Linked DNA regions of Homo sapiens: regions 1 and 2 are each linked to region 3. Evidence: chromatin loops called from intact Hi-C (ENCODE). Cell type or tissue: heart left ventricle. All regions are shown on one strand.

The links. A loop is a pair of places that touch in the nucleus more often than their neighbours do. Peaks named below come from ENCODE experiments on the same cell type or tissue, not always from the same donor. Only the 100,000 strongest peaks of a DNase experiment are listed, where the experiment ranks them.
Region 1: a loop joins it to region 3, with 9 times the contacts of the local background. A loop is called at or near these places in 93 of 110 quality-filtered maps.
Region 2: a loop joins it to region 3, with 2.1 times the contacts of the local background. A loop is called at or near these places in 44 of 110 quality-filtered maps.

The regions. Positions count from the first base shown.
Region 1 is chr5:31,821,891-31,829,890 of GRCh38, reverse strand. All of the region lies in intron 2 of PDZD2 (PDZ domain containing 2), which reads right to left. LOC124901200 (small nucleolar RNA U13) reads right to left here and starts at 5,312; the gene lies at 5,209-5,312. It also overlaps the pseudogene RPL9P17. In heart left ventricle, a CTCF peak has its summit at 4,219 (motif pointing left); no DNase peak of the experiment used is centred here.
Region 2 is chr5:31,926,066-31,934,065 of GRCh38, reverse strand. All of the region lies in intron 2 of PDZD2 (PDZ domain containing 2), which reads right to left. Among named protein-coding and RNA genes, the nearest start is that of MIR4279, 6.1 kb to the left of the region's middle. In heart left ventricle, a CTCF peak has its summit at 4,651 (motif pointing left); no DNase peak of the experiment used is centred here.
Region 3 is chr5:32,073,598-32,081,597 of GRCh38, reverse strand. It overlaps PDZD2 (PDZ domain containing 2), which reads right to left. Exons shown (of 25, transcript NM_178140.4): 18 at 6,955-7,766; 19 at 3,992-4,136. Among named protein-coding and RNA genes, the nearest start is that of GOLPH3, 97 kb to the left of the region's middle. In heart left ventricle, a CTCF peak has its summit at 4,694 (motif pointing right); a DNase peak (open chromatin) is centred at 7,027; H3K27ac peaks cover 511 bases.

The sequences.
Region 1 (8,000 bases), 250 kb after region 3:
ATTTTTAGTACAGACAGGGTTTCACCATGTTGGCCAGGTTGAACTCCTGACCTCAAGTGATCCACTCACCTTGGCTTCCGAAAGTGCTGGAATTACAGGCATGAGCCACCACACCCAGCCATAGATAGGAAAGTTCTTACAGCTATTGGATACCACTTTACTTTGGTAAAGGGGGGTTAGTAACTGGTAAGAGGTAAGAAGGAGGGCTCTGACATACTAGTTAAGTTCTGTTTCTCAGTTTGGGTGATGGTTAATATAAAAATTCACTAAGCTGGGCTGGGTGTGGTGGTTCATGCCTGTAATCCTGGCACTTTGGGAGGCCGAGGCGGGTGGATCATCTGAGGTCAGGAGTTTGAGACCAGCCATGCCAACATGGTGAAACCCTGTTTTTACTAAAAATACAAAAATTAGCGAGGTGTGGTGCCTGCAATCCCATCTACTCTGCTGAGACAGGAGAATAGCTTGCACCTGGGAGGTAGAGGTTGCAGTGAGCTGAGATCATGCCACTGCACTCCAGCCTTGGCAACAGAGCAAGACTGTCTCAAAAAAAAAAAAAATTCACTAAGCTGAATACTTTTGATATGTGCCTTTACGTATATCGTATTTCAAAGATAAGTTTACTGGAAAAAGCCCTTCTGGAATGATAAAAATAAAGACCTCCAAAAATCCACACCTCTATAAGAGTAACAAAAACACTAGAAAAAATGACCAAAATCAACTTTTTCAGAACTCTGGAAGTTAGCCAAAAGCTTGAAACATCACTAGCAGCCACTGAGGCAGAACAAGTTTGGAAGCCCCCAAAAACTCTATCTTCACAGAATTGTTATTACTTGACCTGTCCAACAGCTCTCTGAAAGGCTCCATTTTCAAGGTTTCTCCTTACTTGACTTGATTCAGAGCTGATGCTGCAAAAGTAGCCTTGTCCCTAGGTTATTTGTTGAAAACAATCCATGGCAATTGTTTAATATGTGCAGCTGCCTGAGAAAATATCTGCAAATCATATATCTGCTAAGGAACTTGTATCTAGGCTATATAAAGAATTCTTACAACTCAATGTAAAAGTGGGTAAAGAATTAAAATAGATATTTCTAGCTGGGCATGGTGGCTCATGCTTATAATCCTAGTGCTTTCTAAGGCTGAGGCATGAAGATGGCTTGAGGCCAGGAGTTTGAGACCAGTATGGGAAACACAGCAAGACCCTGTCTCTACAAAAAAATTTTTTACAAAATTAGCCAGGTGTAGTGGCGTATGCCTGTAGTCCTGGCTATTCAGGAGAATAAGGTGGGAGGATTGCTGGAGCCCAGGAGGTTGAGGCTACAGTGAGCCTCTGCACTGCACTCATGCCACTGCACTCCAGGCTGGGTGGCAGCGGAAGACCCTGTCTTAAAAAATAAAATAAATAGACATCTCTCCAAAGATATACAAAGGTTCAAAAACACATGAAAAGGTGTTCAACATGATTAATCATTAGAGAATACAAATCAAAGTCACAGTGAGATACAGCTTCACACCCACTAGGATGGCTGGTCTCATAAAGACAGGTCACAAGTGTTGGCAGGAATGTGGAGAAATTAGAACCCTTATACACTGCTGGTGGGGATGTAAAATAGTCCTGAGAAACAATTTGGAGATTTCTCAAAAAGTTACACATAGAGTTACTATATCATCATCAATTCCATTCTTACATATATATCCAACAGAACTGAAAACATACTCACACAAAAGCTTGTACACCAATGTTCACAGCATGATTCATAATAGTCAAAAAGTGGAAATGACCCAAATGTCCACAAATGGATGGATGGTTAAACAAATGTGGTTAAACATATGGAATACTATTTGGCAATATAACAAAGTAAAGTTCTGAATCATACTGAAACACAGATGAGCACTGAAGTCATTACACTTTCAGTACAGAAGACCATGTACTGAAATATCTGGAATAGGTAAATCTATAGGAACAGAAAGTAGGTTTCCAGGGGCTTGGAGAAGCGGAGTATGGAGAATCCCTGTAATAGGTATGTGTCTTCTTTTTGGAAGGATAAAAACGTCCTAAAATTAGATATTGGTGATATTCAATGCTGTGAATCTATAAAACCACTCAATTGTACATTTTAAAGGATAAATTTTATAGTAGGTGAACATCTCAGTAAAGCCATTTTAAAATTATTTTTATTTTTTTATTTATTTATTTTTTTTGAGACAGAGTCTTGCTCTATCACCCAGGCTGGAGTGCAGTGGCGTGATCTCAGCTCACTGCAACCTCTGCCTCTCAGTTCAAGCAATTCTCCTGCCTCAGCCTCCTGAGTAGCTGAGATTACAGGCGCATGCCACCATACCCAGCTAATTTTTGTATTTTTAGTAGAGACGGGGTGTTACCATGTTGGCCAGGCTAGTCTCGAACTCCTGATCTCAAGTGATCCACCCACCTCAGCCTCCCAAGGTGTTGGGATTACAGGCATGAGCCACCACACCCAGCCTCAGGAAAGCTATTATATAACAAGAAAGCTTACTTTAAAAATTCCTTCATATCGTTATTAATCACAATTACGCCTACAAGGATAAGTCAGTTTTCCAAGGCACGGATAAAGGCCCCAGAAAACCAGGGACTTTATATGTTTTATAGAAGAGTATTTCCCCAATATGCAGTTCCAGAGCTGAAACAGTAGGTGGTCAGTAAATATCCTTAAATGAATAAATATAGATTAAGAAAGTGTTCAGAACCCAGATTTTCTGATTCCCGGTTCACCCCTCCATAGTGGGGAAGTGGCAAGACAGTGACCTCATGAATAAAGAGCAAGGTTCCCTGGCCAGGATGCCACTTACAGAATTGTTGCTGCCTACAGGAAGGTTACGCTCCTTTCTGGGGAATGGACGTGCTGTCTATAGGGACAGACACACTATTTGGCATATGGGTAGCAATTGACAGAGCATCCCAGCAAAAAAAGACTCAGGTCTTGGAGGCAGGTCACCCCGGCTCGATTCCAGGCTCTGTCTCTTAATAGATGGGTTTATCCAATCTTTCTCAGCCTATATTTCCTCATCTGTGAATGCAGGTAATAATACTCGCCTCTTACCTCATAGGGATGTTGTAAGAAGTAAATGAGAAGCATATACCTAATGCATGTGGCTCATTTGGGTAATATCTGATAAATGTTTTAATTTACATTGATAATATCGAATAAACAGGTTTCATATATCTTTTTTTTTTTTTTGAGACAGAGTCTTGTTCTGTCACCCGGGCTGGAGTGCAGTGGCGTGATCTCGGCTCACTGCAACCTCTGCCTTCCGAGTTCAAGTGATTCTCCTGCCTCAGCCTCCCAAGTAGCTGGGAATACAGGTGCGTGCCACCACAGCTGGCTAATTTTTTTTGTATTTTTAGTAGAGACAGGGTTTCACCATGTTGGTCAGGCTGGTCTTGAACTCCTGACCTCAAATGATCCACCCGCCTCGGCTTCCCAAAGTGCTGAGATTACAGACATGAACCACCGTGGCTGGCCTCAAATATCTTGTAAAAAATAAAAGGGAGACAGGTCAGTGGTTGTTTTCAGACTTTGCAGGGAACTGTTACCTGAAAAGGTTTGGAGCCTCACTCCTACCCTCCCCACCACGGTGGCATTGAGCAAGGTAGAGAACAAAAACTTCTTCCCTGTGGAGCAGCTCCCACTCCCTAGCAGCCCACAGCCGGGCATGAAACCAACACGATTATCTTGGGGGCATGGATAAAAGGCAGGAGACAGGAAACATTTTGCCTCACCTTGAGAGAGAAGAGGGACCCAGATATTTATACCCCCGTACCAAATATCTTTTCCCCTCTGTGTTGCAATGGTGCTACATTTGTTGTTTTTCTAATTAAAAAGGAGTACATTGAGGGGCAACTGAACTTGAACTGGTTCGCATCAGGAGCTGTAAACTCAGTCTTCCTGTTCATTAAAAGAGGAAAAAAAAAAAGCTTTCCTTTTGCTTGACACCTGTTAATAGCATGCCTGTGGAAACAAGTAACCATGCTCGAAAACAATCTCCAATTGCTGGATGGAAACAGCCGTTGTGATTGTTTAAGATACAATATACGTAAAGCAAGCAGCACCGTGGTTAGCATGTTGTTGGTACTCAGGAAATGGTAACTATTATTTCAAACACCTTTTCCTTAAATGCTCTGCTGGTGTAGTGCTCACTACCGTGGAATAAACTTAACTGAATAGTGCCCTCCAGAGGCCACTGGGAATTCAACTGTGCTGACAGTTGAAAAAAGGTCTGGAAAAAGACTACAAATACCATTTAATTGTCTTGTACATTGATGTGGAGTCAGCACCAGAGCCCGGTGTCCCAGGATGTATTAGAACATGACCGACTGTCTGATTTGTCACCCACAGCAGCCTTTCTTTGGCTAGGGCTTATTTGTTTGCAAAGGACACTTATGAGGACATGGAGATCTTGGGGAAACAAGTCCAGCTAGGCACTGTGGGAACTGGTGCTGGAAACTGCCAGCCCCTGGAAGGTACTGTCCCATCCCTTTTTCTGGGGACACTGTCTTTCATCCCTGTCCTTTTCTGCATGTCCACTCTGTGTTCCTCTAAAGAAACCAGCTTCCTCTTGACGTCTGCCATTCTGTAACTGTAGTACGGGCATGTGGCTCTGACTCTTTCTGGACATGAATCCAGATGTGGTTCCGTTTGGTGTTCCAGCTCATCCCACACAGCAAAGCAGCGTGGTCTCTCACTGGCTTGATTCCAGATTTTCAGGAGATTAAACTGGTTGTCAGTCAAGTCTAATGGCTGGGTTTAGTCTATCTATCCCTGGTGGGTGGCCAGGAGGTGGAGGTGGGGATGCGTGGGCGTGTGTAGGGAGACAGGGCCAGTGTCATGTGATACTAAACAAATTTAGCACATATGGAACTGCAGGAAGGGCGAGCATGTCAAAGGGTCTGTTTTTCTACAAACACGGAGCTAGTATTAATAGAGCTTTACCATGTGCCATGCACTGTCCTAAGAACTTTCTAAGCATCATTTCATTTAATCCTAAAAACCTCCTATGATATTTGATCCTGCAATCGTTCCCTCTGAAGTAACTGCTGATAACAATGTTTGTGTATCTTTCCATAATTTTCCTAACGCATTTTATTCCCATTTTAAAATGAGGGAACTAAAGCTTAGAAAGTTTAAGCCAAGATTTAAGCCAAGACAGTCTGATTCTTTTTTTTTTTTTTCAGGTTAGACAGGTAATGCACTGACATTGCAACAAGGTTTGAGGGTGGCACATCTCACACACGGCCGTGAACACCCAGTCATCATACTCACGAACTACAAAAGGATCAAGGCAGGCTGATTCTAAAGCCAGGATGTTAAACACTCACCCCACCTTCCTCCCAGTGTAGCCCCTATGGCATGGTAGATAATTTGGCTATGCAGAAAAAACATCAAATTTGGTCTGGTTCTCAGGGAGGTTATAATCTGGTTAAGGAAGGCAAGATTTATACATGCAAAACAATGAGTAAATGACAGGAGAGGGATCAAGTACTAAATTGCATGTTGCCATTATATTTGTTTTCTATTGCTACGTAACAAATTACCACAAATGTAGAAGCTTTGGAGCAATACCCATTTATTAGCTCACGGTTCTGTAGGTAAGAATACAGCTATGGCATGGCTGGGCTTGTGTTGACTGGAGCTGCCAACAATCTCATCTGGGGCTCAGGGACCTTTTTGAAGGAGTTAAAATATGCTATCCTGGAATACTGATTATTTAAGTTAAAGGCACTTGAAAAACAGCAGGTGCAAAAAGATCACTTTGACCTTCATGCTGTTTCTTAAAATCAGAAGATTAAATTCCCATGTGAAAGACGCCCTCCCTATACTAGTAAGATGCAACATCCTTGCCATCAAGGACGAGAAAGTTGAGGTCAAGGAAATTCTGTACAAACAAGCCTTTCTCTTCCTAGCTATTTTCCTACCCTATTTACTATCCTAGTGCAAGCCCCTTCGCCTTACACATGTTCACAGTTTACTATTGCGTCCAATCCAGAATGGAAGAAACTGACAATAACTGCTTCTTTGGGTCTTCATTATTTTAGGAGGACTCCTGTAAAACATCTGTAAAGAAATGTGTATGCTTTTTTCCTGTAATCTATCTTATCTCAATTCTCAGGACCGTAAGAGGATGGAGGTGGTTTTCCTGCTCCTATATCTTCCAAGCTCACCGCTTGATGGCAGAGTTCAATTCTTTGTGGTTGTAGGCCTGAGGTATCTTTTTCCTGTGAGTTGCCAATCAGGGACTGCTTTCAGTTCCTAGAGGTTGCACTTCTCCATCTGCAGTTGACAGTGGAGGTTATTTGCTTTCCTCTAGGTCAGCTGGAGTATTTTTCTGAGTGTTACTTCTGTTACCGGCCAAACTTTCTGCTTTGTTTGTTTTGCTTGTTTGTGTTTTGAGACAGAGTCTCACTCTGTCTCCCAGGATGGAGTGCAATGGCGCGATCTTGGCTCACTGCAACCTCCGCCTCCTGGGTCCAAATGATTCTTGTGCCTCAGCCTCCCAAGTAGTTGGGATTACAGGTGCACGCCACCATACCAAGCTAATTTTTTTCTATTTTTAGTAAAGACAGGTTTCACCATGCCTTGGCCCAGCTGGTCTTGATCTCCTGACCTCGTGATCTACCTGCCTTGGCCTCCCAAAGTGCTGGGATTACAGGCGTGAGCCACAAAAGATGCTTGCTTTTTTTTTTTTTTTTTTTTTTTTTTTTGCCACGTCTACTGCGAGAATGAAGACCATTCTCAGCAATCAGACTGTCAACATTCCAGAAAATGTCAATATTACTCTAAAGGGATGCACAGTTATTGTGAAGGGCCCCAGAGGAACCCTGCGGAGGGACTTCAATCACATCAACGTAGAACTCAGTCTTCTCGGAAAGAAAAAAAAGAGGCCCCGGGTTGACAAATGGTGGGGTAACAGAAAGGAGCTGGCCACCGTTCAGACTATTTGTAGTTATGCACAGAACATGATCAAGGGTGTCACACTGGGCTTCCGTTACAAGATGAGGTCTGTGTATGTGCACTTCCCCATCAACATCATTATCCAGGAGAATTGGTCTTCTGTTGAAATCTGAAATTTCTTGGGTGAAAAATACATCTGCAGGATTTGGATGAGGCCAGGTGTTCCTTGTTCAGTATCTCAAACTCAGAAAGATGAATTAATCCTTGAAGGAAATGACATTGAGCTTGTTTCAAATTCAGTGGCTTTGATTCAGCAAGCCACAAGGTTAAAAACAAGGATATCAGGAAATTTTTGGATGGTATCTATGTCTCTGAAAAAACGAACCATTCAGGAGGCTGATTAATAAGATCTAAGAGTTGTCCAGCTACAGAAACAAGATGCCGGATGCTTCCTAAGACCTATATGTGATATTTAAATGATGCAATAAAAGACCTATTGATTTGGGAAAAAAAAAACTATAAAAAAATTAGCCAGGTGTGGTGGTGTGCACCTGTAGTCCTAGCTACTTGGGGGGCTGAGGTGGGAGGATCACTTGAGCACAAGACGTTGCAGTGAGCTGAGATCATGCCACTGCACTCCAGCCTGGGTGACAAAGTGAGACGCTCTCTCAAAAAAAAAAAAAAAAAAAAAAAGATTGCGTGAAAAAAAGTTTGTGTATGTACACATATAAATCATAATAAATCATCCCATTACTGGGTATATACCCAAAGGATTATAACTCATTCTACTATAAAGACACATGTACACATATGTTTATTGCAGCACTATTTACAATAGCAAAGACTTGGAACCAGCCCAAATGCCCATCAATGATAGACTGGATAAAGAAAATGTGGCACATATACACCACGGAATACTATGCAGCCATAAAAAACGATGAGTTCATGTCCTTTGCAGGGACATGGATGAAACTAGAAACCATCATTCTCAGCAAACTAACACAGAAACAGAAAACCAAACACCGCATGTTCTCACTCATAAGTGGGAGTTGAACAATGAGAACACACGGACAC
Region 2 (8,000 bases), 150 kb after region 3:
CCTGCCTCTCTTTGTCCCATTCTCTCAACGAAGGGTGGATAATATATAACATATAGTTTTGCTTTAAGGGGAATTACTGCTACATTTACTCACAAAACGAGCCACGTAGCATACACCAGAATTCAGCAAGTACACAAGCCACCTAACCGACCCAAGTTTCTGAATTGCATTATCCATGACAGGCATCTGGGGCTCTGCCTTCTTCGTGTCCACCTTGGTTCCTTGGTCACTGGGCTTAGGAGACCACTGTGCACTCACTGTCCATCACCCGGGAGGGACCCTGAAGATCACTGAGTTCTACTTTCTCATTGCGTTCGTGTGGAAACAGAGGCCCACAGGAACATGAGGAAGCTTTCCAACATCACAGGGCACATTAGTGGAAGTACTGAGGTTACAACGTAAATCTTCCTGATTCAAACTCTAAGATGGTGCCAAGGGGACAAGGTGTGGATCTTTGTAGGCAGGGGCTCAGTAATGGCTGTCCAGCGGGTCACAAAGCCCAGCCTAGGGACACACCTAAGATTCTCCCAGAAGCTAAAACAGAAAGGTAACAAAGAGGGCAATCCCAGAAATCCCCAGCAGGAGTCGATCATACAGCAAAAGCCAAGGGACACCCCAGGTATAAACCCAAGAACCGAAAGCAGACACACGAATGGATATTCACACCCTCGATATTTGTAGCAGCACTGTCCACTCAATAACCAAAAGGTGGAAGCCATCTAAGCATCCACTGATGGATGAATGGATACAGAAAATGTGATACATATGTACAATGGAATACTATTCAGCCGTAAAAAGGAAGGAAATTCTGACACATGCTACTACTTGGATGAGTTTTGAAAAGAAACTATGCTGGCCGGGCGCAGTGGCTCATGGCCTGTAATCCTAGCACTTTGGGAGACCGAGGTGGGTGGATCACTTGAGGTCAGGAGTTCGAGACCAGCCTGGCCAACATGGTGAAACCCCGTCTCTACTAAAAATACAAAAATTGGCCAGGCGTGGTGGCACACATCTGTAATCCCAGCTACTCGGGAGGATGAGGCATGAGAATCACTTGAACCCTGGAGGCAGAGGTTGCAGTGAGCCGAGATTGCACCATAGCACTCCAGCCTGGGCAACAAGAGCGAAACTCTGTCTTAAAAACAAGAAAAAAAAAAAAAGGACACTATGCTAAGTGAAATAAGCCAGTTATAAAAGGACAAACCCTATATGATTTTAATCGTATGAGGCACTCAGAATAGTAAAATTCACAGAGACAGAAAGTAGAATGGTGGTTGCCAGGGGCTGGGGAGAGGAGGAATGGGAAGTTACTGCTTAATGGATCCAGAGTTTCAGTTTTGCAAGAGGAAAAGCCTTCTGGAGATGGATAGTGGTGATGGTTACACAACAGTGTGAATGTACTTAATGCCACAAAACTATACATTTAAATTTATTAAAATGAGAACTTTTATATTAAGTGTGTGAAGTCAATGGAGCCTGGATTTTCTTTCTTTCTTTCTTTCTTTCTTTCTTTTTTTGAGGCAGAGTCTTGCTCTGTCGCCCAGGCTGGAGTGCAGTGGTGCAATCTTGGCTCACTGCAGCCTCCGCCTCCTGGGTTCCAGCGATTCTCCTGCCTCAGCCTCCCGGGTACCTGGGATTACAGGCACACGCCACCACGCCTAGCTAATTTTTGTATTTTTAGTAGAGACGGAGTTTCACCATGTTGGCCAGGCTGGTCTCGAACTCCTGACCTCAGGTGATCTGCCTGCCTCGGCCTCCTAAAGTACAAGGATTACAGGCATGAGCCACTGCACCCGGTTTGGTTTTCTTTACATTTTCTCATTGGCCAGTTCTATGGCTATCATGCTTCATATGCTTGATGTCACAAAATGAAAAGACCATAAAATGCAATTCATAAATGGTCTTAAAAACAACAGGAAGCACTAACATTTCCTTCTCCCCTTTTCCCATCCCCCAGTCAAAAATCACACACAGAAAGTTATGAAAGCAAACAAGGTTTGTTTTCCTGCCCCTTGATGGGAGATGATAATGTCAGCACTGATGGGGAACACCCTGCCAATTGTGCAAGCGGGGAGGACCTTGGCCTGCAAATTTGGGGAGGCAGCTCCCTTCCAACTTCTGCCATTAATGGAAAGGGTTCAGAATCACACCTGAGAAAGCTCCGTGCGGCTGTGGCCCACCCCTCCCCTCCCATCCAGCCCTCCTGGAGTTCACACACCCTCAACTCACACAACGCCGGCAGCATACACTGACACCATCATGCTCTGGGGCCTTCATTGTATACAGATCTGTTTCTTAGCTGTCAAATCTGTCCCATGAGCCATAAGCCTCTAGTGGACAGAGCTGCCTCCAGCTCTCTGGCCCCCTTTTCAGTCTCATTCCTCCTGCCAGGCCAGGGTGGGCCTTGGAGGGGTACCAGCTTCTTCGTTCCTCCCTCCTGTCACCTGGATTATCCCATCTACTTCCATAGCTACAGCAACCAAGTAAGAGCCACCAGCTCCTCAATCTCCATCTCTCTTCTGAGCTCAGACCCTCAACTCCTGCCCAGCTGCAGCTGGGTGTCCTGCAGCCACCTCAAACTCAGCCTGCCCTAAAAAATCTACTATGCGGCCAGGCACAGCGCCTCACGCCTGTAATTCCAGTACTTTGGGAGGTCAAGGCAGGTGGATCACTTGATGTCAGGAGTTCGAAACCAGTCTGGCCAACATGGTGAAACCCCGTCTCTACTAAAAATACAAAAATTAGCCAGGCATAGTGGTGTACGCCTGTCATCCCAGCTACTCAGGAGGCTGAGGCAGGTGGATCACTTGATGTCAGGCGTTCGAAACCAGCCTGGCCAACATGGTGAAACCCCATCTCTACTAAAAATACAAAAATTAGCCAGGTGTGGTGGTACGTGCCTGTAATCCCAGCTACTCAAGAGGCTGAGACAGGAGAATTGCTTGAACCCAGGAGGCAGAGGTTGCAGTGAGCTGAGATCGCGCCACTATACCCCAGCCTGGGCAAAAGAGTGAGACCCTGCCTCAAATAAACAATCCCATTATGCTCTCCCTCAGACAGGTTCCCCCTCCTGTATCTCCTCTTCCAACTCATGCCAATGAGTTCCCTGTCACTGAAGCACAACTGAGTCGCCCTTGGCTCCTCTCTCCCCTCCACCCTTGCTGGTAGGTCCTGTCAACTCCACTTCTTCAGTCTCTCTCACTCCTGACCTCAAGTGATCCACTAGCCTTGGCCTCCCAAAGTACTGGGATTACAGGCCTGAGCCACCGCGTCTGGTCGCATAGTGGGTTTTTTAGGGCATGCCAAGTTTGAGGTCCCCTTCTGCTGTACTGAGTCACACCTTAGGGCCTTGACTCTAGACTACTCTCACCTCCTCAGTTGTCTACCCCTAAAGTATATCCTGCACACAGAGGTATCCAGTGGCAAATACATAACATCTGCTTGAAACACTCAAATAATTTCTCGTTGTCCAAAGGATAACGCCTAAACACCTTGATGCGTATTTGAGACCATTCTTCATCTATTCCTGTGTTATTCAGGCTTTTGTGTCACTATAGGGAAATACCTGGCCGGACGCGGTGGCTCACGCCTGTAATCCCAGCACTTTGGGAGGCCGAGGCGGGCGGATCACGAGGTCAGGAGATCGAGACCATCCTGGCTAACATGGTGAAACCCCATGAAACTCTACTAAAAATACAAAAAAATTAGCCGGGCGTGGTGTAGTCCCAGCTACTTGGGAGACTGAGGCAGGAGAATGGCGTGAACCCGGGAGGCAGAGCTTGCAGTAAGCGGAGATCATGCCACTGCACCCCAGCCTGGGCGACAGAGCGAGACTGTCTCCAAAAAAAAAAAAAAAAAAAAAAAAAAAAGAATACCTGAGACTGGGTAATGTACAAAGAAAAGAGGTTTAACTGGCACACTGTTCTGCAGGTTGTACAGGAAGCATGGTACCTGTACCTGCCTGGCTTCTCGGGAGGCCTCAGAATGCTTTCACTCGTGGCAGAAGGCAAAAAGGGAGCAGAAGCAGGCACTTCACATGGCACGAGGAGAGCTAGAGGGGAGAGGTCCCAGACCTTTGCACAACCTGACCTCGCATTAACTAAGCAAGAACTCACTTATCACCAAAGGGTTGGAGCTCAGCCATTCACGGGGGATCCTCCCCCATGATCCAGTCACCTCCTACCAGGCCCCAGCCCCCAGCGTTGGAAATCCCATTTCAACAGGAGACTTGGAGGGGACAAACATGCAAACTATATCAATGCCTGCATCATGAAACCCACAGATAGTCATGCTAGCCGCTGCTTTTTTTTTTCAGCCTCCCGAGTAGCTGGGATTACACATGTCCAGCACCACACCCGGCTGATTTTTCTGTATTTTCTGTAGAGACGGGGTTTCACTGTGTTGGCCAGGCTGGTTTCAAACTCCCGACCTCAGGTGATCCACCCGCCTCAGCCTCCCAAAGTGCTGGGATTACAGGCGTGAGCCACTGCGCCTGGCCTTCCACTGCTCTTTTTCATGTATCTGTGCTTTCACATATGCCAGTGGTTCTCAACTGGGGAAGATATTGCCCCACAGGAGACATTTAGCACTGTCCGCAGATATTTTAAACTGTCACAACTAGGATGGGTGGGGCATTGCTGCTGGCATCTAGTGGCAGAGGCCAGAGATGCAGCTAAACATTTGATGGTATGCAAGACAGTCCTCCCACAAAGAATGATCTGTAGCACACAGCATGACACAGGTTCTTAGAAGGTTATACTGCATTTATTATTACCATGATTGCTTTCATTCTATGGGCTGCAAGCATAAATGCTGACAGGGGGCAGAAAATTAAATGAATCAGAGAAGCAGGTTGGACAAAATCAACAGCAGACGCTGAGTCTGGAGCCAACATGCCCTTTCTAAAGCATTCAGATTCAAAACTCCACGACGCTGAGCACAGCCATGCAGCAGGTGGATGGGTCACAGCTTCTACGAGGCTCCCAAGCAAGGGTGGGGGACAGTTTGTTTCTGGTACTTATTTCATTGCAAGTATGGATCAATATTCATTGAAAAGTTCCCTCTTAAATCTCCTTTCAGAGCCCAGCATACTCCTAAGTTCTAGTAAGTAAATGGAAAAATAGGGCAAAACTCTCAACTTAGATCCTTAATATTCCCTCTTATATCTCCTTTCAGAGTCCAGCATACTCCTAAGTTCTGGTAAGTAAATGGAAACATAGGGCAAAACTCTCAACTCAGATCCTTGATAAAGTTTTCCTGTGCTTCTGAATTTTCTTTTCAAGGGTTCTTTTCTTGGCCCGGCATCGTGGCTCAGGCCTGTAATCCCAACACTTTGGGAAGTCGAGGTGGATCATCTGGGGTCAGGAGTTCAAGACCAGCTTGGCCAACATGGTGAAACCCCATCTCTACTAAAAATACAAAAATTAGCCAGGTGTGGTGGCACATGCCTGTAATCCCAGCTACTCAGGAGGCTGAGGCAGGAGAACCCCTTGAACCTGGGAGGCGGAGGTTGCAGTGAGCCAAGATCGAGCCATTGCACTCCAGCCTGGATGACAGAGCAAGACTCTGACTCAAAAAAAAAAAATTCTTTGTAATTTTTCTAATGACCTTAATCTAGTTTTTCCAAAAATACATTCTATATTTTGGGAAATGCTCTATGAAAGAAGGAGATGCTCTATGAAAGAATGCTCCTTAACTCTGTGGTCAAATGGGTTTGAGAAGTATTTACCAGCACCTTGAGAGGCCAAGGCAGGTGGATCACCTGAGGTCAGCAGAAGTGTTTACTAGCTATTCCTTTAACTGGTGTGACCAAATCTTACTTTATCAAATGGTTCCCACCCCATCTTTTTATAGTGAAATATTTTAATATTTAGGGAAGCAGTGCTTTGAAGACTTTGTGAAATACTCAAGCACTCTCCTTGGCTGTCTGATTTGCACTCCCCTTCAGCAGAGGGCCATCTCAGTTTAAACTTCCATTTGTGTGCAGAGAAGTCCCAGCTCATCCTAACTCAGTCCCCATCCCTCAGGCAGAGACCTGTTCTTTCCTCCTTACATATTCTCAGTGAGGGTAGGCATACTGAAATGGCCTGGTTTTCTTCAAGAAGGAGCCATCTTGGTGAAGATGGAGGAAGGCAATGAGTCACCCTGTGAAATGGGGGTATAGCTGGAGAGCAAGTGCATGTCGGTGTGGCCCAGTGACTTGGGTCCTAGACAAGGACACACATCTCTTAGGCCCATGGGTCACCTCTGGCTAGTTTATAGAATCAAGGTCCATTAATGACTATTAGGTCCATTGAAAAAGATAAGCATAGATCTTCTGGAGCTAGATGGAAAAGGGCCAGTCACTTCGGGCAAGGAGAGTCTAACTTCAAAGTAGCAGGAGGCCAGGTGCGGTGGATCATGCTTGTAATCCCAGCACTTTGGGAGGCTAAGGCAGGTGGACCACCTGAGCTCAGGAGTTTAAGACCAGCCTGGCCAACATGGTGAAACCCCGTCTCTACTAAAAAATACAAAAATTAGCTGGGTGTGGTAGCAGGCACCTGTAATCCCAGCTACTCGGGAGGCTGAAGCAGGAGAATCACTTGAGCCTGGGAGGCGAAGGCTGCAGTGAGCGAGATAGTGCCACTGCACTCCAGCCTGGGTGACAGAGTGAGACACTGTCTCAAACAAACAAACAAACAAAAAAACACCCAAAAAAGAAAGTAGCAGAAGGTTTTTATGACTACCAAACAATCAGACACATTCTACCAGAAAGAGCTGGACCAGCCCTGCCCTCACTTTTTTTCTCTCCCATGATGCAACATGGTACTATGTTTTATTATTTTACATTTAATTTTTTAAAATTTCTACTTTTGTTTTAGATCCAGGGGTATATATGCCGGTTGGTTACCTGGGTATATTGTATGATGCTGAGGTATAGAGTACAACTGATCCTGTCACCCAGGTACTAAGCATGGTACCCAATAGTTACGTTTTTCAACCCTGGGCCCTGACCCCCTCTAGTAGTCTCCAGCATCTATTGTTGCCATATTTATGTCTATGAATACCCAATGTTTAGCTCCCACTTGTGAGAATAATATGCGGTATTTAGTTTTCTGTTCCTGTGTTAATTTGCTTAGGATGATGGCCTCCAGCCGCGTCCATGTTGCTGCAAAAGACATGATTTCATTTTTTTTATGACTGTGTCGTATTTCATGGTGTATATATATATCACACTTTGTTTATCCAATCTAGCATTAATGGGCACATAGGTTCATTCCATGGCTTTGCCATTGTGACTAGTGCTGAGATGAACATACAAGTGCATGTGTCTTTTTGACAGGATGATTTGTTTTCTTTCAGGTATATACCTAGTATAGAATTGCTGGGTTGAATGGTAGTTCTGTTTTAAGTTCTTTGAGAAATCTCCAAACAGCTTTCCACAGTGGTCAAACTAACTTACATTCACACCAACAGTGTATAAGCATTCACTTTTCTCCAAAGCCTCCCCAGCGTCTGTTATTTTTTAGCTTTTAATTTTCTTTTTTTTTTTTTTTTTTTCAGATGCAGTTTCTACCTTGTTGCCCAGGCTGGAGTGCAGTGGTGCCATCTCGGCTCACTGCAACCCCTGCCTCCCGGGTCCAAGCAATTCTCCTGCCTCAGCCTCTGGAGTAGCCGGGAGTACAGGCTTGCACCACCACGCCTGGCTAATTTTGTATTTTTAGTAGAGATGGGGTTTTGCCATGTTGGCCGCTGGTCTCGAACTCCTGACCTCAGGTGATCCGCCCGCCTCAGCCTTCCAAAGTGCTGGGATTACAGGCGTGAGCCATCATGCCTGGCCTGGCTTTTAATTTTTTTTTTTTTTTAAGTGACAGGGTCTTGCTCCGTTGCCCAGGCTGGGGCACAGTGGCACAATCATAGCTCTCTTCAGCTTCAAACTCCTGGGCTCAAGGGATCCCCTGCCACAGCTTCCTAAGTAGCTGGATTATAGGAACATGCCACTATGCCTGGCTAATTTTTTT
Region 3 (8,000 bases):
TTTTCATTGGGAAGGAGAGAGAAATACCTAAACAAAAGGAGACAGAAGCTCTAAAATCTTTTAGAGATCCGGTAATCGGGTATTTCAGATACACCCCAAAAGCCCTTGAGGGTGCCAGTGTGTCACTGCAACTCGATCAATCCTGACGAGGACCCTTAAAGAATTAAATGGTAACTAATATATTATGTTTTGACATGTTAACTAAATATAGCACATATATCATTGCCTGTTAAATATAATCAGTTCCTGGTCTAGCATTCCTGGCTGCTCAGTGGGTGTAAGGGACACATAGCTGCACCTTTCTCAAGGCTCATTATCTATGGGAAATCCAGAGAGGGCAAGGCAGAAAAGCATCCAAACATCTGCACCCACCGGGGTCAGTACAGTCACAGAGGTGCACAGAGCTCCAGGGAGTACGGGGCTGGGAGACGAAATTCTCTCTACACTATAACACAAGAGAACTTGACATGCAGCAACCCACTTACTTAAGGTACAAACCCGCGGTATTTTTTTTTTTTTTTAAGTTCTGGGATACATGTGCAGGATGCGCAGGTTTGTTACACAGGGAAATGTGTGCCATGGTGGTTTGCTGCACCTATCAACCCGTGACCTAGGTATTAAGCCCTGCATGCATTAGCTATTGATCCTGATGCTCTCCCTCCCCCCACCACCCCATCCGCAACAGGCTCCAGTGTGTGATGTTCCCTTCCCTGTGTCCATGTGTTCTCATTGTTTAGCTCCCACTTATAAGTAAGAACATGTGGTGTTTGGTTTTCTGTTTCTGTGTTAGTTTGCTGAGGATAATGGCTTCCAGCTCCATTCTTGTCCCTGCAAAGGACATGATCTCATTCCTTTTTATGGCTGCATAGTATTCCATAGTGTATATGTACTACATTTTCTAACACTGATGAAAACCTCAGTATTGACAAAAACTGGCCTACCTAGAATAAGAAATTCCTCAGTGGCAAGAAAGGAAAGAATGTACTGCATGAGGTTGCAAATAGGAAATGTTGGTTTAGTGAAAAAAACCAACCCTTTGCTGTCCCTCTTCTATTCCAAAGCAAATCTGGATTCCAAGAAAACTTCCAGAGGACCATTATGTAGAACATGCACTCTTAAAATGTATGAAGATACTGGCCTCAAATGAAGCCTTACTTTGAAAGGTGACATTGAAGGCTGCCTCAATGTAACTTCATCTCCCTCAAATAGAAACCCCTCACCCCCCACTTTTTTTTTTTTTTTTTTTTTTTGAGATGGAGTCTCGCTCTGTTGCCCAGGCTGGAGTGCAGTGGTGTGATCTCAGCTCGCTGCAAGCTCCACCTCCCGGGTTCACACCATTCTCCTGCCTCAGCTTCCTGAGTAGTTGGGACTACAGGTGCCCACCACCACGTCTGGCTAATTTTTTGTATTTTTAGTAGAGATGGGGTTTCACTGTGTTAGCCAGGATGGTCTCGATCTCCTGACCTTGTGATCCGTCCGTCTTGGCCTCCCAAAGTGCTGGGATTACAGGTGTGAGCCACTGCGCCCGGCCAAATAGAACCCTTTTTAACACTCTTTGCAGTAAAGTCAAATTGCTAACAAAAAAATGCTTGTTAGTGTTTGTCCAGCAAGTGAATGTGAACCCGAAAGAGAAACCAGAACCCACAGTAACAGCCTCATCACTAACAAAGGAACAAAGAGCCTCGGATCACAGAACAGAGACATCAGGGGCCTGTATTTTTTCTGTGAGTAGCCATCAGGGTATGGGATAGATATTCTGGGGTTTCACTTTTTTCTTTTTTTTTCTGAGACGGAGTCTCGCTCTTTTTGCCCAGGCTGGAGTGCAATGGCTCGATCTCGGCTCACTGCAACCTCTGCCTCCTGGGTTTAAACGATTCTCCTGCCTCAGCCTCCCAAGTAGCTGGGATTACAGGCGCCCGCCAACATGCCCAGCTAATTTTGTTTTGTATTTTTAGTAGAGACTGGGTTTCACCATGTTGGCCAGGCTGGTCTCGAACTCCTGACCTCGGGGGATCCACCCACCTCAGCCTCCCAAAGTGCTGGGATTACAGGTGTGAGCCACGGCACCCGGCCCACATTTTTATTTTGTAGGACAGCCCTAAAAAGGAAGGCTATCTTTTTTCTGTCTACCACCGTAGTTTGCTAACCAATCAGAAGGCAGGCGCTGAGACAGTAACAACCAGCCGACAGTTGCGGAGGACTGCCGGGACTCCCACAGAGCTCGACAAGTGGGATCACAGTCATCACCAGCCACTGAGAAGAGTGTCCCCTACCCACAGAGTGCAAGTTTAGAATCCAGATTTCCTTTTTTTTTTTTGTTTTTTTTTTGTTTTTTTTTTGAGACAGAGTCTCACTCTGTCCCCCAGGCTGGAGTGCAATGGCACAATCTCAGCTCACTGCAACCTCTGCCTCCTGGGTTCAAGCAATTCTCGTGTCTCAGCCTCCTGAGAAGCTAGGATTACAGGCATGCACCACAACACCCGCTAATTTTTTTATGTTTAGTAGAGGCGAGATTTCACTATGTTGGCCAGGCTGGTCTTGAACTCCTGACCTCAAGTGATCGGCCCCCCCTTGGCATCCCAAAGTGCTGGGATTACAGGCATGATGAGCCACCGCGCCCCACCAGAATCCAAAATTTCAATAAAGGTCTCCACTAACAAGGAAGCAAAGTCACTTAATTCAGTTGATTTTTAAAAATCATGTTTTACAATATTATTTTGTTCAACTACTAGATGATGGGTAGCCAAATTTTACATACACACATACACACCCCACACTTTTTTTTTTTTCCCAGAGATTGGGTCTAGTTCTGTCACCCAGGCTGGAGTGTAGTGGCGTGATCATAGCTCACTGCAGTCTCAAACTCCTAGGTTCAAGTAACCCTCCTGGTCTTAGCCTCCAAAGTATAGCCACATGCCACCACATCTAACTAATTTCCTTTTTTTTTTTTTTTTTTTTTAATTTTTGAGACACAGTTTCACTGTATAGCCCAGGCTGGAGTGCAATGGCATGATCTTGGCTCACTGCAACCTCCACCTCCCGGGTTCAAGCAATTCTACTGCCTCAGCCTCCTGAGTAGCTGGGATTATAAGCGTGCTCCACCATGCCCAGCTAATTTTTTTGTCTTTTTAGTAGAGATGGGGTTTCACCATGTTGGCCAGGCTGGTCTTAAACTCCTGACCTCATGATCTACTTGCCTCAGCTTCCCAAAGTGCTGGGATTACAGGCATGAGCCACTGCACCTGGCACCTAAATAAATACTGAGATAACTTCTGCCTCCACGATGTTACTTAATCTCTCATCAACACTTATGTGTGGTTTTTCAGTATCATTTCACTTGTCCTTTGTGGAGGTTTTTGTTGCCATTTCTCAGTGCATTTGATTTCACGTAGGCAGAGTGCTGTGATTTTGATGGGTGGGAAGTCCTTTTGATTCATCTCATGTCTTGTTGGTGTCACAAAAGGGTAAAAAGGGTCAACTGACTGAAAATGGATGTGTTCAACATGGCATGAAAACGATGAGTTTAGGCACAATGATATAGTAAAGGTGCTAAATGCAGGCAGTATTTAAATGTTAATTTGTGTAAAAGATTTTTCTCCTTAAAAATATCAATTTCCTTTCTTTCTTTTTTCTTTTTTTTTTGACAGAGTCTTGCTCTTGTTGCCCAGGCTGCAGTGCAATGGTGCCACCTTGGCTCACTGCAACCTCCGCCTACCCAGTTCAAGCGATTCTCCTGCCTCAGCCTCCCAAGTAGCTGGGATTAAAGGTGCGCACCACCACGCCCGGCTAATTTTTGTATTTTTAGTAGAGATGGGGTTTCACCATGTTGGCCAGGCTGGTCTCAAACTCCTGACCTCAAGTGGTCCGCCCACCTCGGCCTCCCAGAGTGCTGGGATTACAGGTGTAAGCCACTGCGCCTGGCCTGTATAATGCTTTCATTAGGGTATCTCCCCACCTACTTTAAGATTAACAAATGGGAAAATAATCTTACCAGTCATGGGTTGTTGCCCCAGCTCTGATGCAGCTTTGGGCAGGTTCTCTGTGAGGTGGCTGGCATCCAGATGGGACAGAGCACTGGCTAGTTCACAGCTGGTAGAGACACAAGCATCTCCAGTGGTCAGCTTTCCCAGAGATTCCTGGCACAATGACAACCACAAGCCACTTGAAATAACTTTCAGGCTTTCTGCACCGTAAGATGAGATCATATATAGAGAGCAGAGCTAGTTCAGGAAAAGGCAAAGGGGCCCTGGACTAGGAGCCAGCAGATCCAGATTGTGGGTTTAAGGTCTGCTAGGAATTAAATGGTCATATCATTCTTCCCCAAGCCTCCATTTTTTTCAACTCTAAAATGGGCATAAAACATTCCCAGTCTTACTCATAGAGCTTAAAAGAAGACGATTAAATGAGAACAGTTATAAAAACAGCACATATAAGGCTAGACAGATGTAAGGTATTGTTATTATATTGCATAGAGATATCCAAGACTATAACACTAACTCCTTAGTTTGGTAGTGAGGGAATGAACGAATCTGGATAAACAAAATTGACATTTCATATTTCAAGACTTCACTTTGGCTAAGTGTCCATTACTTTCTCTTCTTCTACCTAACATTCAATGCAATGAAATTCTAAAACTAACAGTTAAATCAGCTTCATGTGAAATTTATCCATTGTGAGTGATAAAGTGGCCCAAAGGTGGCAGCAGAGCACAGAGGTGAAAGGGATAATATGTCTTTCAGCAGCTTTGGTAAGAAATCTTTTCATAAAATGTCAGTTACCAGCTGAGGGAAACCTAGATAGAGTTTAACTCAGTTAATTTTCTATTTATTAGTAACACAAATGTAACATAAAAACAGTAGAGGAGTTTCAGAACTAGACAGAGGTGGTGGGTCATATTGCATTCTGAATGTACTAAGTGCCATTGACTTGTACATTTCAAAATGGTTAATTTCATGTTATATGAATTTCACTTCAATTTAAATCAAGTAGTAAATAAAAACAGAATTTAACTCACGTACCAAAAGAGGAAGGTTTTTTCTTCCAATATTTGAGGACATATACTTTATAGCAATCCATTCTATTTTCTTTCTCAGATATAAATAAAATCAAATTTTGTAACTAAAATTTTTATGAGAAAAATTAGTCTTGTACAAGTTTCAAATGCTGCTCAAAAGTTCATTCTGAGAGTATTAACTTAGAATTACAAAACTCTTATTTTAATAGATATAAATTATTATGAATAAAAACCCTAATTTGCCTTTATACAGTTATCCAAAACTTGTGATTTGTTTTTTTTTTTTTTTTTTTTTCTTGAGACCGAGTCTTGCTCTGTCACCCAGGCTGGAGTACAGTGGCACGATCTCAGCTCACTGCAACCACCACCTCCCGAGTTCAAGAGATTCTCCTGCCTCAGACTCCCGAGTAGCTGGGATTACAGGTGCACACCACCACACCTGACTGATTTTTGTATTTTCAGTAGAGACGGGGTTTTGCCATGTTGGCCAGGCTGGTCTCTAATTCCTGACCTCAGGTGATCCACCTGCCTCAGCATCCCAAAGTGCTGGGATTACAGGCGTGAGCCACTGTGCCCGGCCGATGCTTTTTAAAAGAAGAAATTTACCCAATGGCCAAACATTATATTTTAAAACACAGGTAGTGGTTGGAGGTAAAATATGATATTTGAGGAGAAGGAAAAAAGATGTGCATTTCTATTAAAACAAAAATAAGGTTAAAAAAACGACTTTTGCCTGGTATAGTTTTTATGACTTAGCATTTTCCAGGTCTATTGACATATATGTTTATATAAACCACTTGAACACACATCTATAATAATATGGCTTTATAAGTCATCTCAGATTCTTTGTTCAGCGAGAGAGAGAGAGAAGTTATTTATGTTAAGGAGATTATAAACAACATTGATTTCTCGTACTGTCTCCTTGATAAAGTAGAGGTATATTGAACATTTTTAAAAATGAACAATTTGATATTCTAACATACTCGTAACCAAGTAGTAACATAACCAATATTAACTTGCATTTAATGTGGTACATTATCAATTTCTAAGTGAATGCATTCCTGTTATTCCATATGATACCACAGCAAGGTTATGAGTGGCTATAATTATATATAACCAATGTAGAAATTTGGAAAAATATAAGGATCACTCATAACCTTATCAGCTGGAGGGAATCACTGTTAACATATATTTGATGGTCCCTCCAGCTCTGTGAGATGACCAAGGCAGAGAGCACCAGCCCAGAGAACTAAGCTCAGAAATGTTTAATAACTTGCCCAAGTTGTAACTCGACCAGTGCCAACTAGTCAGCAGTGGAGCTCATGCCAGGCCCATGGTTTTACTTTCCCTGTGCCACACTGCCTTTCCATCATTAGCCACAGGTGCTGTGTACAGGTAAGACAGAGATTCTATAGTATCTTCTGGCCAAATGATCTCATGACTAACCTGCTGATACATTAATAAGCTCCCTAGGCTGGGTGCGGTGGCTCACGCTTGTAATCCCAGCACTTCAGGAGGCCGAGGCAGGTGGATCACCTGAGGCCAGGAGTTCGAGACCAGCCTGACCAATATGGTGAAACCCTGTCTCTACTAAAAAATACAAAAATTAGCCAGGCGTGGTGGTGTGCGCCTGTAGTCCCAGCTCCTCGGGAGGCTGAGACAGGACAATCGCTTGAACCTGGGAGGCGGAGGTTGCAGTGAGCTGAGATTGCGCCACTGCACTCCCGCCTGGGTGACAGAGCGAAACTCCATCTCCAAGAAAAAAAAAAAAAAGGCTTCCAAGCAGTCCAGGTATTTAAGTGACTGACTCTGTTGAAAGATAATTCTCCAGCCATCATCCTTTCCCACTGGCAGCTTACCCATGCTTTACAACAGACTCCATCTTCACTCACACATATTCATGCACTTCCATTCCAAGTAACTAAGAGAAAGTCAGTTACCTTCTCCACAGCTCCACCTGGCTGAAAGCCAGCGACAGTCACTTTGACAGAAGTGGCCTGGACTCTCGAGTCCAGATCGCATGGATCATTGGCTCTGCCAGTCAGGTTCACTGTCTGTGAGCCACTGGGCTTGGCCTCAGCCTCGGATCTCTTGCAGTGGGGGCTTACCCTGGCCACTGGTCTGTGCCTGGAGCCCAGGCCTTCACTTTTCTGCTGGGGGGAACTGGGGCTCCCAGTGTTCGTCGGACTCTGGGTGTCTGTACGGACTGTGTATTCCAATTTGGGTGCGCTACTTGATCCTGACAGTTCCTTCTTCCACCAGCTTCCAGGGCTCCCCTTGGGGGCCTCTGCAGAGTCCGTGAGGTTGGCTGCATAGGACGCAGCATCCACCATGCCCTCTGGGATACTCTCCTCTAAGTCCACTGAGCTACCAAGAAGAGGTGCCGAGATGGCCTTGCTCACCAGTGTTTTCCGGGGTCGTTCCTCTTGGTTGTGGACGTCCATGCCCTTGGAAGAGGAAATTGAGACACGCCTCGGGTCATCCTCTGACAGAGGCCTGATGGGACCCGGGAGGGCCCCTGGGAGTGAAATGCAGTCCCCTTCTCTGTCAAACTCTTCCTCATCACTGGCATCGTTGGCATCGTAGCAGCCTACCTTCCTCTGGCGGAGGAGAGGGTTTCGGAGGGCCTGTGGGCTTCCGGGGAGACTGGCTTGTCTGGCAACTGTCACCTGCTTGTGGAAGAGCCCAGAAGCCCGATGGCTCCCAAGAGTCACGAGGCTGTTGGCTCTGGGTTTTCCAGGCTCCTTGTGAGCTGGTGGAGGTGGGGACAGAAAAGTCAAGTGAAATTGAGCTTCCCACTTGGCCCTGTCTTATCATCTGACCCCATCATTACACATAAGCATTTCCACATTCACTAACACCAGACACACAGCCTCAGCCACTGGACACAAGGCCTAGGCAACATGGCTTCCTGGAGGCTATATGGAGTAGATAGGCGGGCTATCTTTCTCTTTTCCCTACTGACCTACCCCCCCCGCCCTTTTCT